Linked DNA regions of Mus musculus: all the other regions are linked to region 3. Evidence: chromatin contacts called from ENCODE POLR2A ChIA-PET data. All regions are on one chromosome and are shown on one strand. The core of a region is the stretch at or near the end of the contact, and the rest is flanking DNA. Distances in the headings are between cores, read along the strand shown. Region 1 holds the start of Ep400 (E1A binding protein p400). Region 2 holds the start of Ulk1 (unc-51 like kinase 1). Region 3 holds the start of Fbrsl1 (fibrosin-like 1).

Region 1 (4,503 bases), core at 1,139-3,638, 320 kb after region 3:
TTCCAGGGTATCTGATTCCCTCTTCTGGCCTCTGTGGGCATCAGGCACCCAAGTGGCACAGAGATATACATGTAGGCAAAACACCTATACACACAAAATAAAAAAAAAAAACAGGGTTGAAGAAACAGCCCAGGAGTCAAGAGCATATGTGCTCTTCAAGAGGATCTGAGTTTGAATCCCAACACCCATGCTGGGTAGCTCATAACCACCAGAAGATCAGACACCCTCCTGTCTCGTCAGGCACACAAGGCAGACAGAGACATACACACACAGAATATAAACATATACAAACACATCACACACACACATACACATACACACACACACACACACACATTTTTTTTTTTAATTTTATGGACAGCCAGAACAAAGCCTTCAGAAACAGGGGCGCCTAATCACTGGAGAGGCGATGACCAAAAGGCTAAGTAAAGATGCTACAGAAAATGGAGGAAATGGTGACTGAGAGCACACAAAAAATTCCCTCCCACCCAGGAATACAAGGCAGCTGAGAGCTGAAAGAGTTAACTGGAGGGGAAGATTAACCCAAGGAAAGGTTACTATGTAGTTGTAAATAAGGTGGCCAGAAAACAACAGACAGCCATTCTGAGGAATGCTATGTTATGACCTTGAGTGGGCCACAAAGAGCAACCCAACACAGAAGCCAAAACACCAGTAAATGCCTCACAGGGACAACAGTATCAACAACATTATGAGGCAGTTATTGTACTGTTGGATGATCATGGTACCTACACAACTTAAAACAGTTTCATTAGATAATGCCAAACGTTTTTTTAAAGTTAGAAGAATACAATAAAAGGAAATAATGACACTTTCGATATTAGGCTATCTTGAGATTTTAAACATTTGGTGGGGAGGAAGATGTGGAGTAGACCTTCAATCCTTTAGTACTCAGGTGGCAGAGGCAGGTAGATCTCTTTTGAGTTCGAGGTCAGCCTGTTTCAGGACAGCCAGAACTACTCAGTGAGACCATGTGTTTTTTGTTTTTTTGGGTTTTTTAAAATATATAAATAAATTAAGGGGGTTAGAGGGGGCTGGGCACTGCAGCAGGAACCAGCACTCCCAGATACGCAAGAGACTGAGGTAGGAAGATAACCTGAGGCCAGGATCTGAGGCCAGCCTGGGACACAAAGATTCCTCTCAATGGCAAGTAAATAAAAACAGCCAGGCATGATGTCTCACACCTGCAAACCCAGTATCAAGGTGGAGGCATCTGGATTGCTAAGAATTACAGACCAGCTTGGACTACTTAATGAGTCTAGTCCAGGCTGATTCGGACTTCCATGAGACTTTTTGTCTCAGAAAACCTAAATACGTAAAAAGAAGATTTAAAGTTAACATGTGGTTTGCCTTGTGGCCATCCAAATTGTATAATTCATATTCATTCATTCATTTTCTCTCTCTCTCTCTCTCACACACACACACACACACACACACACACACACACACCCAGGTACAAGAATCGCGGATCTTCGTGAGCTCAAGGCCAGCCTGGTCTAAATGGCGAGTTAAAAGGCCAGCCAAGGCTCCAGGGTAAGACCCTGACTTAAAATGGAAAAGCGAAACAAAACCAAAACCGAAACAAAACAAGGACCGTTTTTGCCACACGTATAATCGAGAGCACAAGTGACAAGTGCCAGGGATGAGCGCAACCCCCAATTCCAAGTCGCGGTGCTCCAGGATACTGGACCTAGGGACAGACCTGCGGAGACAGCGGCTCGGCGGCTGATGGTACACCTCCGAGCCCCGGCCCGGGGAGCTCTGCCAGATCCCCGGCGTCCTTCCCGCTCTGTCTCCGCTCAAGGCTCTACGTCGCGAAAGGAAGCCCCGCGCGCCGCGGACCAACGGTGCCGCGGGCGTTAAGAGCCCCGCCTTCCCGAGCGCTCGGAAACGGCCGCGCGCCTGCCCAGAAAGAACGGCGCACTCGAGAGCGCTGACCAGAGAAGGGCCTTGCTGAGGCCGGACCACGCGCCGAGCCACCGACCGGTCCCCTCTCAGCGCCGCCCGGCCCCTCGGCCCCGCCCGCCCACGACAAAGCGCCGCCGCGGCCTGGGCCCGCCGCGACGCCAGCAGCAGCAGCACCGCTAAACACAACCGCTCGGCACGCCGCCGTTGCCGCCTACCACCCACCGTCCCGCCTCTCACCCGCTGACGCTATCCCGTTCGCTTGCACCGCGAGCAAAAGCCGCGCTCCGCCGCGTCAGGACAGCCGGGAGGCTCGAGCGCGCCGCAGCCGCTCGGCACATCCGGGTCCACGGGCACAGGAAGTAGCAGCGCCGGTGCTACGGCGCGCGGCGAGGGACTAACGGTACCTATCCTGTAGGGCCGCTCGCAGCCGCGCGGGGTCGCCTGAAGCTGAGGCGCTGCTGACGGCGGAGGCAGGACCGAAGCGGCTTCTTAAGCAGGCGGTTAGGGGCGGAGCTGTATGCAGGAGGTGCGTTGGGCGGAGTTTGGAGAGCGGAGAGCCACCTCAGGGCCGCCTCCGAAAGGCCTCATCCGTACGAGGCGGGACCGCTTCGGACAGGACGAGGGGAGTCGGCGCACGCGCAGGGAAGGGCTGGGGGGGCTGAGGCGGTGCACGCGGGCTGGGGCGTGGCCTCATGGGTACAAGGCGGAGCCTCAGGCCTCGGGGAAGTTCCGGTAGACTCGGGAAGGGGCGTGGCCTCGTCAGTTGGGGGCGGACCCCGAGTTTCACTCAGTTACGCCACCTGGCGACTCGCTCCAGCGGGGGAGGCTGTTTAGGAAAGCTCGAGCGGACCTGATCGCATCCTCTGGGTGTGCTCCGCCTCCGTGGGAAATAGGGGACTAGCCCTATGAACAAAAAGGCGCCTGAGGCGCAGTGAGCAGAAGTCTGAAAATACATCCAGCATCATTAGACATCACAGAAATGCAAAAGAAACCACGACCCAAGAGGAGGTAAGATTGTAGTACGAGTTTGAAAAAGATTTTATATATATATTTTTTGTTGTTGTTGTTTTGTTTTGTTGTTTTGTTTTGTTTTGAGACAGGGTTTCTCGGTGCAGCCCTAGCTGTCCTGGAACTCACTCTGCAGACCAGGCTGGCCTCAAACTCAGAAATCCACCTGCCTCTGCCTCCCAAATGCTGGGATTAAATAAAGGCATGCACCACCACTGCCCAACAAAAGATTATAATTTTAAAAACACTATAAAAAAAAGGAAGAAATTAACTGAGCTTCGTGGCACAAGCTTGTAATTCAGTGGATCTCAGCCTATGGGTCACATATAAGATATCCGGCATGTCAGATATTTATTTCCATTACAACTTATAGCAGTAGCAAAATTACAGTTATGAAGTACCAATGAAATATGGTTGGGGGTCACCACAACATAAGGAGCTGTATTAAAGAGTCACAGCATCAGAATGTTTGAGAACCACTGCTATAATCCCAGAACTTGAGGCTGAAGCAGCAAGATCTGGGGTTCATGCTGGCTTCATCCATTCATCATGTTTGAGGCTGTCCTGGAATACATGAGACCCCATCTCAAAATAAAAAACAGGAGGGAAATGTGTTAGGAAGGAGCCAGTGGAAGTTGTAGGGAATAAGGGGAAATGAAGAGAAGGTGGATATGACCAAAACATACATGCATGAAACTCTAAAATAAAGGATCTTTTTAAAAGCTCAAGATAGGGGTTGGTGAAATGGATCAGCAGTTAAGAGCACGGACTGCTCCTCCAGAGGTCCTGAGTTTAATTCCCAGCAACCACAGGGTGGCTCACAACCATCTGTAATGTGACCCAATGCTCTTCTGGTGTGTCTGAAGATAGCTACAGTGTACTCATATACATGAAATAAACAAATCTTTAAAAAAAAAAAAAAAAGTCCAGGATAACTGGAAAGTTGGCTTAGCCATGAGAGGACCTGAATTCAGTTCTCGGAACCCACATCAGGTGGTTCACAACCATTTGTAATTAGCTCCAGATCTGACAACCTCTTCTGGCTTCCACAGGCATTCACATATACACATGACACACACACATACACATGACATACACACAAACACACACACACATTATAATTTTTAGAAACTTACAAGGGTTTCTGAGCACTGCTGCTTTTGCAAAAAAAAAAAATGAGGTTCCTAGCACCCACATTAGGGAGCTTACATGTACACACACTCACACACATACTTTTTTAAAAAAGATTTTATTTGTTTAATTAGGAGTGTGCACGTGTGTCTAAGTGTGGGATATGCATACATGAACGAGTGTCCTCAGAGGCCAGAAAAGAGGGCTGAGTCCTCTAGAGCTAGAATTATAGGTGGGTATAACCTGCACAGCACGGGTGTTGAGAACTGAACTTGGGCCCTCTGTAAGACCAGCAGGCACTTGTAACTGCTAAGCCATCCCACTAACCGCCAAAATAAATTGTCTATAAGTGTTTTGCCTGCCTGAATGCAGCCTGTTGGATCATCTGGAACTGGAGTTACAGATTGTATGGAGCCACTATATTGCTGCTGGAAAGCA
Region 2 (4,286 bases), core at 4-2,503, 360 kb after region 3:
CGTGAGACAAGGCATTCAGAACCCAGCTCCTTTCACCTAAACCAAATACTAATCTAAAGCCATCATCTGCCCTCAGGGGGGCTCCAGCCCCAGGCAACCTAGGTCCTGAAGCAACAGTGGATGGGACAAGGGCAAGAATAGATTTACCCCTCCCCCAAGCCCAACGCTGAGCCTTACCTGGAAGTCATACAGCGCCACGATGTTTTCGTGCTTTAGTTCCTAGGACACAAATCCAAGTTTCTCATGAGCAAGAAAAGAGCTGACCCACCCTCTCCCCCTCCCCCGAGGCGCTGGCTCACCTTCAGGATTTTGATTTCCTTTCCCAGCAGTGTTTGGGACTTGGCAAGGTTCTTCTTGTTAATGCATTTGACGGCCACCTCCAGGTCGTGCTTCTGAAAAGCCAAACGTGAACCTTCAGGGTTGAAAACAACCCCCCCTCCTGCTCCCCACCAAGCAGGGAACACAGAGATGGCTTAGGGTGGCTGTCCCAAGGGTCTTGGAATGGGAGGCTGCCAGAGGCAGACAGATAGTGAGTGTCTGTCAGCCGGCCTGGAATTTAAGTCCCAGGATGGAGTCCCAGGTTAGGTTCTCAGAACTGGTCTGACTTCGGGGCTAGGTAGGGAATCCTGTGCTGGCTGGCGTCTCCAGTTTTCTGGAGCTAGAGTAGCAGGTGGGTTTCCCGGGCTGGGGGGTCCTTAATTGGGTCCCTCTACGGATTACCGGAGGTAAGGTGTCCCTTGGGCTGGGAGTCCGGGATTGCGAGGCCTCCGCGGGAGCCTCACCCACCTCGCGGTGTCGACCCTTGAAGACCACCGCGAAGGCGCCGTGTCCAATCAGGTCCTTGCGAGAGAACTCGAACTTGCCCACGGTCTCGACGCCGCCGCGGCCCGGCTCCATAGCGCGCGCGGGCCGGGGGCGCGAGCCCGGGCTCGGGCCCCGGGGCGGCGCTACGGGGTGCGCTGGGCTCAGGCGGAGGCCGGCGGGCCGCGTACGCGGGGACGGAGGCGCGGGCTCATCGCCAGGGCCCCGTGCCCCATCGGGCAGGCCTGAGCCGGGTCCCAGTCCCACAGGCCGGCGGACGGAGGGGCGCGCTCCCTCGGCGTCCTCCTCGGTACCCTCCCGGCGCTGACAGTCGGGACCCGGTCCGACTCGGGACTCAGCTCTGACACACTCCAGCTCCAAGTCCGGGCCTGACTGACGATGCGGCTCGGAGCCCCGCAGGGAAACAAAAGATCCGCGGCACCCGGGCCTCGGAGCCCGAGGTGCCGGCGCAGCCGCACTGCGTGGAGGCGGGACGATGGGCGGGGCCTGCGGAGCTCAAGACCTCTTAGGCGGCGGAGCTGGCAATGGGCGGGTCCGAAATGAAGGACACCTCGTGGGTGGTAAGGCGGGGCGGGGCTTAGTTTGGGTGGTGCCTCGATGGGCCCAGCCCTATACTGGGCGGGACTTGAGAGAGGAGGCAGGATATGGGCGGGGCCGGAGCAGACTGGGCATGTCAATGTCAGAACTATCTCTGGTTGTGGCTCCTCGCTCTGCCCTAGGCATTTTTTTATTTACTTATTTTATTCATATGTATATGTGTGTGCCTACAGGAGTTTATATGCACCGTGTATGTGTATATAAACACGTGAAACATTCATATTAAACATGTATGTGTCGGGTCCTGGAATTGGAGTTTCAGGCAGTAATGAGCTGCCATGTGGAAACTGGTAACCAAACCAGGAGAGCAGTAGATGCTCTTAATAGCTGAGCCATCTCTCCAGCTCTGCCCTACGTACTTCCTACCACTTGTTTTGTTTTGTTTTGTTTTGTTTGTGCTTTCTTTTGGAGAAGTCGAGATAGGATTTCTTTGTGTATCCCTGCCTGTCCTGGAACTCACTCAGTAGAACTGGCTGGCTTCAGACTCAGAGATCTGCCTGCCTCTGCCTCCTGAGAACTGGGGATTGAAAGTTTTTTAACTGAGTCTTCTCACATTGTAGGCCCGACTGGTCTCGAACTTGCTTTGTCTCTTTGTAGATCGTGCTGACCTCAAACTCACAGATATCCCTCAGCCTCTTCCTCCTGAGTATTGGAATTAAAGGCAGGTGCCACCACATCCATTTTCTCTCTTTTATTACATTTGCTTATTCTGTATGTGGGGACGGAGACTTGAGAACATGGTCATGTGAAGGTCAGAGGAAAATGTAAAAGATGTTTCTGTCTACTTTGTGACTCTTAACATTAAATTCAGGTTGTCAAACTTGGCAACAAGGTCTTTTATCCTTGGAGCCATCTCACCGAAGGCATCAGTTTTCCTTCATTTATTATTTTACTTAACTTTTGTTGTTAGAGGGGAAGTTTGAGGCAGGGTTTCCTGTAGTCCAGGCTATCCCAGAGCTCATCACATAGAATAGCCGTGAGCTGCTGATTCTCCTGCAAATGCTGGGATTATTTATAGCATGGGCATTTGGTTTGCCTCAGGTGTTTTTCTTGCCTGTCTGGTCACATGGGAACTGCATGGGCATGTTGGAGCACTTGATGTATACAAACATTGTCATTTGGGGAGGGGTATATTGCCATGTTGACCCAATGCCAAATCAAAGGCTCTGTGTGTGTGTGTGTGTGTGTGTGTGTGTGTGTGTGTGTGTGTGTTGTCGCACATACCCATTCTGAGTCTCACCATATGAAGGATGACATGGGCATGTTTGAGCTCATGATACTTATGACCACAGTCATTTGGGGAGGAGGTGTGCAATGTGGGCAATTTTGTTCACATGCCATTTTTGAGCCCAATAACACAGGGAAATGTGTGAGCATGTGTGCACACATGCCCTATTTCAATCTGGTCCTAGATTATTCACCCTCAAGCCATTTCCTAGCCCACTCGCATACCATGGGGGTGGGGAATGTCCATTGTTGTGTTTTATAAAAAAAGAAAAGAAAAGGAAAAAGGAAACCAGGGAGCCAGGGATATGTCTAGTAGAGGCATGGTATGATGAGGTGGAAGGGGCTGCTTCTGCAGGCCCATGCTGAGGCAGCCCTTCACACCACCACCACCACCACCCCCCACCATACCAGCCATACCAGCCACAGGATCGTATCATATAGAATAGAGTGTATTTAGGACATGGGGAGGGGAGTTGAGGGGGTAGTAGAGACAGAGAAAGGCAGAGAGAGAGAGAGAGAGAGAGAGAGAGAGAGAGAGAGAGAGAACAACCATGAACATGTAGAGAGAGAGGGGGAGGAGAATGGGGAGAGAAGGGACAGAGAGAGAAGAGGGTAATAGAGTAAGAGCAAGAAGAGATCGAGAGCAGCGGGCAAGCAGCCCCTTTTGTAGAGTCAGTCATACCTAACTGTTGCCAGGTAACTGTGGGCAGAGCCTAGAAGAAATGCTAACAGCCACAATGGCCCACATGCCTATATTGAGGCTGGTAATATGGTAGTGTGGGGGACTGCATGGGGGTGTTAGAGCACTTGATATTTACAAGCCTGTCATTTGCAGGGTGGATGAGACTGCTATTCCAGAAGATAGTCATATGGTAGGTGACTAGGCATGATGGCCACATGTCATCTCTGAACCCATTCATATACATAGATGAATGGGCATGTTGGCTGACATGCCATTTACAATGGGATAGATATATGGTATGTTTGCCCACACACCATTTCCAAACTGGGTCAGGTGGTGGGTATATGTATATGTTAGCTTAAATGCCATTTCTCAGAACAGACACATGGGGGATGGTATATGTACATAGTGGCCACACGCCATTTCTGAACCTGGTCATGTGTGGCACATCCGGGCAAGCTGTCCCATATGTGTAGGGGTTGTGAGTTATGTGAGATGATCAGGAAAAGAGAGACTGCAGGATGAACTTAGGCTTCTTAGCAGCAGGGTGGATCAGCCTCTTGTTGACTGAACCTTGAACAGCCACATAGGACCATAGGTATCCATTGTTACACAAAAGTTGTTTTGTGGATAAAACAAGTTCCTTATAACCAAAACCCCTAATCTAATCTATATGCTTCCTAAAGGAAAACATCACAGCTTTTGCCCTTATTGTGAACTGTTTGCAGTATTCAACAATACAAGACATTCCAGGTGTGCCAGGACCAAAGTCATGCAAAGGCTGTAAGGTTCCTTTGGAAAAGCAACTCTATAGATAAGAGAAAACAATCCCTGTTTTCTACAGAGATTTCTTCAAGGTCAAAGTACTTCTAGAAAAACATTCCCTCTGATGCCTACCCTATATACAGTAAACAACAACTATTTCATTCTAATGCCTACCCTAGATATTATGATTCTA
Region 3 (4,881 bases), core at 731-3,230:
AATCCTCGCATTGACAAGTGTGAGGGGCAGAAGCCCAGGAATACCAGTCAAGTCTCCACAGTGTGGAAGAAGGTGAGACCAAAAACTGTGTCACAGGACCAAGCAGTACACAGGTACACAGAACACCTAAGGTGAGGCTGTAAAGCCTGAGACCCAAAAGAGGCCAAAAAAAGAAATGTGGAGAAGGCTAAACAGATGTGGAGGCTCTTTTGAGTTCTTTTTGGGCCTAGCAGACACAGGTGTGGCAAGGTAGGAAATGAGATTGCAGATCTGGAACTTCTGGTACCATGGCTGCAAAGTAGGGGCTTTAGCATACTGTCTGGCTGTGTCATTATCATCACTAAGGCAGAAACCCCGAAGCCTTCGTGTCTTCTTAGCACATCAGCACCAGACACAATACAACACACCCCACAAAATCATCTTAGTTTAGGATCTTTGGCTTGGGCCTATAACTCATCTCATATTCCCCAGAAGACACAAGGGCTGAACACAAAGTGGGACTCGGCCCTGCATGCGAATCAAACAAACCCATCTCAGGGCTACTCATAGTGGCCATCACCAACTGACCCTCAGCTCTACAGACCCGGCAGACCCCAGGGTTAGAATATGAACTTGGGGAAAACTCCATTTAGATATCCAATGACCAATTCCCCTTTCTCAAGCTTGGCCTGAAACTGGGAAATCGCAGGTATCAGTCAGGGCAAGAGTGAATAGGGTCGCAGTAATCCCTGCGACCACAGCCCAGCAGATGAGATGTGGTCCCCAAAGTTTTCACCCAGACAGAGATCTCTGCATTGCTAGGGGTTTGAAGGTTCTGCTAGTGCCCTGAAGGCCTGACCAGCATTTTCAACCACTTGAGTTCCAGAGACACAGTGACTACTCACTCACTCACTGACCATTTCTCTCACTTCCTTCTCTTCTACTAACCTGAGTTCAGGTCGGAAGGACACTTTGCTCAGCAAATACTGTGCACGACAACTCAGTCAAACACGTAGTATTCTTAGCAAATCTATTACCTATACCCATGCAATGATCACCAAGAAGGGTTTGCCAGTTGACTCCCGGTTCCCTCCAAAGAACCCTTAAGAGATCATAGGACAGGAAGAATCCCAAGTGTCCATTTTATCGTCGCTGCCTCCCCGAGGCCCAACAATGTCCAAATCCCCAGCTGGTCCCGGACGCAGCGATAACTTGGCAACAAGTAACGATCGCTGCAAAGCCCGCTTAGGTGGCGTGGTTTAAGTCCTCCCACACACCCCTCACTCCAGGTCCTCTTCCTGGCAAGGTTGCAGCGCGGGGCCAGGAGGCATACGTATGCGTTTCCTTGGTCCCGGGTCTGGCCTTCCAGCCCACCTACCTCCAGGGCCTCCAGGGTGCTGAAGCTGGCTATAGCGAAGCCGTCAATAACCTCCTCCTCCTGCGAGCTGGACTCGCGGCGACGGCGCCGCGGGGGGCGCGCAGCGCGCAGAGGCGTAGGGCGCTGAGGCGGCGCGCCGTGGAGTCCCGCGTTCTCCTTGCCAGGACTGGGCTCTGGCTCCTCACCCGACGACGGGCTCTGGGCGCGGGCGTCCCGGGCGGCTTCCCGACGCCGGCCGCGATCTCGCTGCGCGCGCGAACGCCGGCTTGGCCGGACCTTGGCCTCCATGGCGGCGCCGCGGCGGTGACCTTGGCGCCCCGCACCGCCTGCTACGCCGTGCCGCCGGGCTGCGAGGGCGCCGCGCGGGCTCGGGGCCGGGGCGGGCTCGGGACCGGGGCGGGCATGCCGGGCGCGGGCTCTCAGCACCGGACGCCGCGCGGGCTAGGACCCCGGGTCCCGCGCATCGGAGTGCGGCGGTCTCTCGGCGACCCTAGACCAGGTCCCCAGGGACACGGCCCATGGCGACCGGCGGGCAGCGGCAGAAGGCGGCGGGTGGCGGAGCTTCTGAGCACCGGGACCGTGAGGCAGACACAGTAGTGGCAGCGACCAGAGCGGATAACAACTGACGCACTTCCGCCGGGCCGGAGTGCCAGAGGAAGCGGGCGCAGCTGGGGGAGGCTGACCCGTCGACTCCGCCCCACCCTGGCCCCGCCCTGACCCCGCCCTTCCGGACTAAATGGCTCTGCGCTGAGCGGGCCCTCGCCCTTTCACGTTAAGCCCCGCCCCCGAAAGGGGGGAAGCTTTCCCTTTGCTCCGCCCCTGCAACAGGCCACACCCGTTTGCGCACAGCTCTTTAGAATTCCGACCCCCCGACCCTGTCAGATCACGCCCCATTCTTCCCGGCTCCACCTCTCTTGTCTACGCTTTCTCAGTTCCTTAAGCCCCGCCCTTGCCTTCCGGTCCTGCTCACCTGTGCAGGTCGCTGAGCCTAGTCATGGTCAGATCCCTCCTACTTCATGCCTCGCCTTGTTGACCACGCCTACTAGGCAATTAGTGCTCGCCTACAAGTACTGCCCAGCCACCTACAGCGAGTTTGTGGCGATCAGCGCCTCCCCTTCCGCCCTTCCCGTAGGAGGTGATGGGTCTATGCACCTACAGTAGCTTGGGGCAAACTGAGTGGAAGCACGTGAGAGAGAGTAGGTAGGTTGGTGCTGGGGGCTCACTGTGCTGAAGTCCTAGAGGCAGCGCGTACGTCATCGTCCACCTGCAAGCCCTCAAGCCCAGTTTCACTCTGGTCCCCATGCAAAATTAGGTAGCGCCCTGAAAACCAAACCCTCCAGTCTCAAGTAGTCTTTCCTTAGAGACCTGCCTACACTAGTCCAAGGACTTGGGGACCGCCGATAGGAAGTACAAAACTAGACAAAACCGTGAGTTTCCTCAGCAACTTCCCCAGTTGGGATGCCCTGGAGCTGGGCACGAAGTCTCAGCAATTCCTCCAGTGAGAACATTTGACATGAAGAGAAGGGAGGTGTCACAGCTTGGGCATTGGGCACTGAGTGAAAAGTGACATTGAGCCATGCCTACATCTGGGCAGCAGAGGCCCTGAAAGGAAGCAGACACGACTGAAGAATGCCCCTGGACAGGACCTCAAGTGCACATTTTCTGGCTCCTGAGATGGCCACAGGCTCTCTGCCAAGACGTCCCTTGGGGCATCTGGGAACGTGGCCTATCATCCACAAGTGTGCTCTTTCACTTAACAACACGGGGACCAACACACCTGCCAGCCTACCTGCCAGCCTTCCCTCTTCTTCCCATTCCAGATTTTATTACAAAACTACTCAGAGCTAGCATCTAACTAGCTAAAGAACCCTGTTGGAAAGACGCAGAACCAAGGCAGCTCCTCATTCCTGCTAACTGTTCTCTTTTAGACACCTCCTCCTGAGACCACCCCACTCCCAGCTTGTGGGGAGTTTCACTCTAGGTCAACCCTTTTCCACTCCAAGAACAACGACTGAGACCCGATTTTTGAAGTTTTCAACAGAAATAAAAGGTATCCTTGCTTACCAGTTATCTTAGTCAGGGTTTCTATTCCTGAACAAACATCATGACCAAGAAGCAAGTTGGGGAGGAAAGGGTTTATTCAGCTTACACTTAAATCACCAAAGGAAGTCAGGACTGGAACTCAAGCGGGTCAGAAAGCAGGAGCTGATGCAGAAGCCATGGAGGGATGTTCTTTACTGGCTTGCTCAGGCTTGCTCAGCCTGCTCTCTTATAGAACTCAAGACTACCAGTCCAGGGATGGTCCCACCCACAAGGGGCCTTTCCCTCTTGATCACTAATTGAGAAAGTGCCTTACAGTTGGATCTCATGGAGGCATTTCCCCAACTGAAGCTCCTTTCTCTGTGATAACCCCAGCTGTGTCAAGTTGACACAAAACTAGCCAGTATACCAGCTCTCCCTTGTTCTCAAATGCATTGCCTCAGTGAAAGGCAGGGGCTCCAGAGACCAGGTTAGGTCCAGGACCTTTCTTTCTGGGTTTCTTCCCAATTTCCTTACCTCTCCTGGGATTAAAAACTCTGTTAATTCATTTCCAACTTAGAGACTAGTCATGGCCTCCCTGGAGGAATGGGACTCTAGCTCAGTTGTTCCCTAGAGGAGGCTATGGAAAGACATCTGTACTGATTCTCTCCCACAGGACACAGGGAGGGAGGGAGGGAGGCCTAAGAGGGGCTGGAACACGCTTCATTTGCCTAAGCTGTAAACTGGGCTCATTTGCTTCCATGTAGAGGGCCATTTTTGATGACCCAAGTGTTCACTCAGGTTGGCAAGGACTTGCTAAAGTTTCTGATGCAATTTATACTTGTTTCTTTTTTTTTTTTTTTTTTGGTTTTCCAAGACAGGGTGTCTCTGTATAGCTCTGGCTGTCCTGGAACACACTCCGTAGACCAGGCTGGCCTTGAACTCAGAAATCTGCCTGCCTCTGCCTCCCAAGTGCTGGGATTAAAGGCATGCGCCACCATTGCCTGATTTATACTAGTTTCTTAGTGGAAATGATAATCCTATCTACCTGTAGGTGGAAACCCCACCAACATAGGGACTCTCCAAAACAAACAAACAAAAAACAAAAACAAAAACCAAACAGCTGCTTCCCACACACTGGTCTACATCCCAGGCCTTTGCCTGGTTCCCTGCAGCTCTGATCCTCACCTGTTCCTCCTTTGGTTGAGGTTATCAGGGCCCCCCTCCCCTCCATTATAAGGGAATACAGGTCACTTCTGTGAGCTCTTAGTTTTATAAAGATATGTACAGAAATGCTCGGGAGAAGCCGGGCATGGTGGCACACGGCTTTAATCCCAGCACTCGGGAGGCAAAGGCAGGCGGATTTCTGAGTTCGAGGCCAGCCTGGTCTACAAAGTGAGTTCCAGGACAGCCAGGGCTACACAGAGAAACCCTGTTTCAAAAAACCAAAAAAAAAAAAAGAAAGAAAGAAATGCTCAGGAGAAAGCTTGAGGACATTTTATTAG

The links. ChIA-PET counts read pairs that join two places held with the same protein, here RNA polymerase II (POLR2A).
Region 1: POLR2A ChIA-PET joins it to region 3 with 18 read pairs in embryonic stem cell. The contact joins the promoter of Ep400 here to the promoter of Fbrsl1 in region 3. POLR2A ChIA-PET finds 5 or more read pairs at or near these places in 3 of 5 experiments (Patski and embryonic stem cell).
Region 2: POLR2A ChIA-PET joins it to region 3 with 17 read pairs in embryonic stem cell. The contact joins the promoter of Ulk1 here to the promoter of Fbrsl1 in region 3. POLR2A ChIA-PET finds 5 or more read pairs at or near these places in 3 of 5 experiments (Patski and embryonic stem cell).

What each region holds. Positions count from the first base shown.
Region 1 is chr5:110,768,329-110,772,831 of GRCm38, forward strand. Ep400 (E1A binding protein p400) reads right to left here and starts at 2,389. Exons shown (of 52, transcript NM_029337.2): 1 at 2,164-2,389. It overlaps Gm15559 (predicted gene 15559), which reads left to right and starts at 2,621. Exons shown (of 2, transcript NR_152254.1): 1 at 2,621-2,934.
Region 2 is chr5:110,808,828-110,813,113 of GRCm38, forward strand. It overlaps Ulk1 (unc-51 like kinase 1), which reads right to left and starts at 1,254. Exons shown (of 28, transcript NM_009469.3): 1 at 787-1,254; 2 at 300-392; 3 at 178-219. The coding sequence starts at 897.
Region 3 is chr5:110,446,523-110,451,403 of GRCm38, forward strand. It overlaps Fbrsl1 (fibrosin-like 1), which reads right to left and starts at 1,981. Exons shown (of 19, transcript NM_001142642.1): 1 at 1,358-1,981. The coding sequence starts at 1,645.